2 separate regions of the Homo sapiens genome follow, and region 2 is linked to region 1. The links are chromatin loops, found by intact Hi-C in ENCODE. Cell type or tissue: mammary epithelial cell. All regions are shown on one strand.

The links. A loop is a pair of places that touch in the nucleus more often than their neighbours do. Peaks named below come from ENCODE experiments on the same cell type or tissue, not always from the same donor. Only the 100,000 strongest peaks of a DNase experiment are listed, where the experiment ranks them.
Region 2: it touches region 1 in a loop (6-fold over the local background); 2 of 110 quality-filtered maps call a loop at or near these places.

Annotation. Positions count from the first base shown.
Region 1 is chr7:6,158,827-6,161,326 of GRCh38, reverse strand. USP42 (ubiquitin specific peptidase 42) reads right to left here. Exons shown (of 18, transcript NM_032172.3): 17 at 1,834-1,877; 18 at 1-772. The coding sequence ends at 1,870. Among named protein-coding and RNA genes, the nearest start is that of USP42, 55 kb to the right of the region's middle. In mammary epithelial cell, a CTCF peak has its summit at 972 (motif pointing left); no DNase peak of the experiment used is centred here.
Region 2 is chr7:5,996,133-5,998,632 of GRCh38, reverse strand. It overlaps PMS2 (PMS1 homolog 2, mismatch repair system component), which reads left to right. Exons shown (of 15, transcript NM_000535.7): 7 at 1,210-1,307. Among named protein-coding and RNA genes, the nearest start is that of PMS2, 12 kb to the left of the region's middle. In mammary epithelial cell, a CTCF peak has its summit at 1,250 (motif pointing left); no DNase peak of the experiment used is centred here.

The DNA of each region.
Region 1 (2,500 bases):
TCCATATTAAAAATAAAATCACAGTATGATTGTGTCTGTAACTAGAAACTCGAAGGGACCAAGCAGACAACGGAGACTCCAGTATCAGTGAAGACAAGAGACGCTGTATCAAAAAGTGTTGTGTAATAGAAACATACTGTCGGCTTTACAAATCATGTCTGGGTTATACATTCATAATGTAAATACTCATCATAACTGGGAAATTGATTGATTGGAACAGTTCCACAAAGTTCAAAAACAGAACTTGTCTATAAAATACATCTTCAAATCTTGAATACAACTAAAATAAGCAAATTAGTTTCTAGTATCAGACATTACAGAAAACAGACTGCTCTCCAAAGTCTAGGTGAGAGCTTGTGAGTTTTTAAATAAGTCTTTAAATTAAATATACACACTGTCAGTTTGTACTTTTGACAATTCCATGGTCTCCCGGTTGGTCTTGCACCAGATGTCTAACTTGGAGGAACATTACATGAAATACAAGTAATCGACCTGAGTCTGTAATTAAGCAGCATTTGAGATGTTCTATTCCAGGGCATTATTTCAATGGGATTTATATACACGGTATTTTACAATGGTCAGCAGTGGTAGAAAGTGTTCGTCCATTCGGAATAAGGGTAATTAAGAAAAGGTAAAAACTAAAAAAAAAGTTCTCCATGGTAAAATCTGTACAGTATTTACTAAAGAAGCACCACGCAGATTGGAACAGAGTTATTGTCTATCTTTATAATTTAAGCTGGGCTGGGGATGGCTTCTGTTGAACGCGTTGAATCTGAAAGACAAGAGGCGCAGGGTTAGTGAGTTGGAGGCAGGCGGCGGCGTGTAGGGCTTATTCCCGGACGCCCTGCCAGCTGCTCCCGAAGGCTGGGGAAGCTCTTCCTTGAGGAGATCACTCTGCCTTCTCTGCCTTCCTGAGTGGAAATGAGGGAACTGGCGGTGCGGGCAGCTCAGCCAGGGAGGCGCCATCTGCTGGGCCCGGCCACCACCCGCCCCAGATGCCTCCTCCACCTCCATCCTCACAGCCCCTCACTCAGGAAGTTTAGCTCCTTAATTAGGGTTGGGCCTCTCCCTTGAGGACACATTGATAAAGCCTGTTAATTAACGGCCAATTAATCCACAGACTCTTCACTTGGCAATTCATTTTAAATTCCTCTTGCTGACTACATGTGACAGACACATTTGGACAAAGTTTCCTTTCAAGGGAAAAATGGTTCACTGTCCCCTCTAGCTCCACAAGGGTCAGGTATAAAACCAGTGACTCTCCCAGGACCGCTGTGTGAAGTGATCCAACAAAGCCCCACAGCTCCGAGGTCCTGATCTGCCGCCCGGCCCTGGGCCACCTTCCTATGGTTTTGTACGGTGGCTGCTGGGGGGGTGCTGGCTCCAGCTCAGTGCCACCTCGGGGCGCAGACAGCAGCACAGGGGACGGGACGGACGAGGGAGCAAGGCTCCGCTCTCCTGAGTGAGGTGCCTGTGCTGGGGACCGGGCCTCTCCCTTCCCAGATGTTTATCAAAGGCCCGTGGGCTCTGCCGCTGTGAGCCGGGTTGGCTTTTCCCAAGTGAGGCACAAGGGAACAGGGCGACTCTGCCTGCGTGAAGGATGCGGGTCTTCCCCAGCCAGTAATGCAAACGTGATGAGGTGGAGGGTCTAGGTCTGTCCCCAAGCGCGTGGCCTGGGTCTGGGCTGGCTGGGAACCTGCCGGGGCCTCTCCATGGCTCTGCCAACTCCTATGAGCCCAGCCCCCAGGCAGAGCCGCAGAATTAAAACTCCTCTGCCTGCGTCCCCTCAGCGCCACCACAAACAATGAGGAAACAGACAGGAAAACAGCTTACCATAACTAGTGAATTTTTTGTTTTGAGGCTGAGTTTTCAATCACCTAGAAAGCAAAGGTCAGGAAAGAGATTTTAATGATGGTTGCAAAATCGCCAGGGCCTCTGCTGTGTGTGTGCGTTAAGTGGCTATGGTCAGAGTCACTGCGGTTCCCTGTGAGCGCCTGAGGCCACTCCCCAGTGAGGTGAGCAGGGATGTCCCAGCGCTCAGCGGCTGCTCCCAGGGTTTTACTGATGTCAAAGGGTTTACGTGATGACTGAGGGCTCCATCCAACCCACACGCAGCCTGATGTTAGAACAGATATCAGGCCCAAGAACTGAACTGGGCGGAACAGAGCCAGAGGAGGAGTTTGAAAGAGAAAGACAAGGGGCCGAAGTCCAGGGTAGAGGGGGACCCGCAGGACCACAGGACGCTGGGTGAGGCGGGGCCGGGCAGCGGCCTTCTCAGAAGGACAAGAAAGGCTCCTCAGTCTGCTCGCAGCAGAAGCGCCAGCTGCAAACCCTGTCATCGGTGCAGTGGGACGGGGACGGAAACACAGGGCCACCACACAGACAACGCCTGACCACAGCACCCGAGACACGAGGCAAACAAGATCACGTTCAACCTCCCTCCCGCTGGACCAGCTGCCTCGGGGGCCATCACTGTCTCCCAGTAGCCCCAGCTGGAAGC
Region 2 (2,500 bases), 160 kb after region 1:
AACCTCTGCCTCCCGCGTTGAAGCAATTCTCCTACCTTAGCCTCCTGAGTAGCTGGGATTACAGGCACATGCCACCAGGCCCAGCTAATTTTTTGTATTTTTAGTAGAGATGGGGTTTCATCTTGTTGGCCAGACTGGCCTCGAACTCCTGACCTCTAGTGATCCGCCTGCCTCGGCCTCCCAAAGTGCTGGGATTACAGACGTGAGCCACTGCGCCCAGATTAAGAATTGATTTTTAAAGTGCCTATCACAAGGCCCGGCGCAGTGGCTCACGTCTGTAATCCCAGCACTTTGGGAGGCTGAGGTGGGCGGATCACGAGGTCAGGAGTTTGAGACCAGCCTGATCAATATGGTGAAACCCCATCTCTACTAAAAATACAAAAATTATCTGTTCGTGGTGGCAGGCACCTGTAATCCCAGCTACTCAGGAGGCTGAGGCAGGAGAGTCGCTGGAACCCGGGAGATGGAGGTTGCAGTGAGCTGAGATTGCACCACTGCACTGCAGCCTGGGCGAGAGAGCAAGACACCATCCCAGGAAAAAAAAAAAAAAAAAAACAAAGTACCTATCACAAAAATTGATGTTTGAGAGCTGAATGTGTTTCATTTTATTCTTCCAGAGACACTCGTATACTGCGTCTTTTCACTCTCTCTCTGAAAAAAATATAAGTTATTGTGGGCAATGTGTGGGTTCTGAATAAGTAGGTACTTGTTTCATCTTTCTTATATCATAAAATCAAAATTGTTGTTCCCACGGCTCACACATGTAATCCCAGCACTCTGGGAGAGGAAACTGTTGGGATTATGTGTTTGAACCACCCGGCCAACAATTTTGAGGTGGGAGAATCGCTTGAGCCCAGGAATTTAAGACCAGCTTGGATAACACGGCAAGATCCCATCTCTACAAAAAAATTAAAAAATTAGCCAGGTGTGGTGGTGTGCACCTGTAGTCCCAGCTACTCACTCGACAGGCTGACGCAGGAGGATTGCTTGAACCCACGAGTTTGACATTGCAGTGAGGTATGATTGAGCCATTGTACTCCAGCCTGGGCAATAGAGGGAGACCCTGTCTCAAAAAACAAAACAAAACAAAAGATTCTTTTAATTTTTTTTGCGCTTGTAATGTCAATAGCTTGACTAAGAAAGAAAACAGATTAAGTCCACTCTGTCTTTATTAGGAAGTAACTGTGAATTTTTTTTTTTTTTTTTCAGTTGCAAAGCCTCATTCCTTTTGTTCAGCTGCCCCCTAGTGACTCCGTGTGTGAAGAGTACGGTTTGAGCTGTTCCGATGCTCTGCATAATCTTTTTTAGTAAGTAGATTGCTGGCAAGAGAACTACAATTGAACATTTTATCCTGAGAGCTTTTTTTTTAAAGATAGTGATTCTAAGGCTAATAGTTTCGTGTCTTTTTTTTTTTTTCTTGAGACGGAGTCTTGCTTTGTTGCCCAGGCTGGAGTGCAATGGTGCTATCTTGGCTCACTGCAACCTCTACCTCCTGAGTTCAAGCAATTCTCCTGCCTCAGCCTCCTGAGTAGCTGGGATTACAGGCACGTGCCACCACACCCGGCTAATTTTGTATTTTTAGTAGAGACGGGGTTTCACCATGTTGGCCAGGCTGGTCTCGAACTCCTGACCTCAGATGATCCGCCCACCTTGGTGTCCCAAAGTGCTGGGATTACAGGCATGAGCCACCACGCCTGGCTAGGGATAATAGTTTTTTATGTCCTTTATAAAACTGTGAGCAATGCTGTGGCTAAGAAAGATGATTTATACAAAGGAGTCAGTTGCTTAATTCAAACCATGTTTTGAGTAAGTGGTATATTTCAGGTGGTTTTCTGTTGAGCAGGTCTTCTTTAAGGCTCTGTTTAGTTAGACTAACTTGTAAATTATTTTATCATTTTAAATGATTTTGACTTTCCTGGCATCTGATGAAGGCAGTTCAGTGTCATTACTTTTCGTATAAGAAAATAGACACTTCCATAAATAGGATTGGTCCTGTAAAGATATCTATCTATCTGTGTGTATATATATATATATATATATATTTTTTTTTTTTTTAGCTTTGAGATGGAGTCTTGCTTTGTTGCCTAGGCTGCAGTGCAGTGCCGTGATCTTGGCTCACTGCAACCTCTGCCTCCCTGCAACCTCTGCCTCCCAGGTTCAAGCGATACTCCTGCCTCAGCCTTCCGAGAAGCTGGGACTACAGGTGTTCACCACCATGCCCGGCTGATTTTTTGTATTTTTAGTGGAGACGGGGTTTCGCCATGTTGCCCAGGCTGGTCTTGAACTCCTGACCTCAGGTGATCCACCCACCTTGGCCTCTCAAGGCTCTGGAATTACAGGCATGAGCCACCACACCCAGCCTAAGATCTGTATTTCTTTTTGTTTGTTTGTTTGTTGCCTTGAGATCTATATTTCTTACTCTTCCTCCACTTGCTTTTGGCTTATGCCTGAAATGGTAAACATGGAGCTTTATGTCTTTATGTGAAGGTGGTGTTCTTCT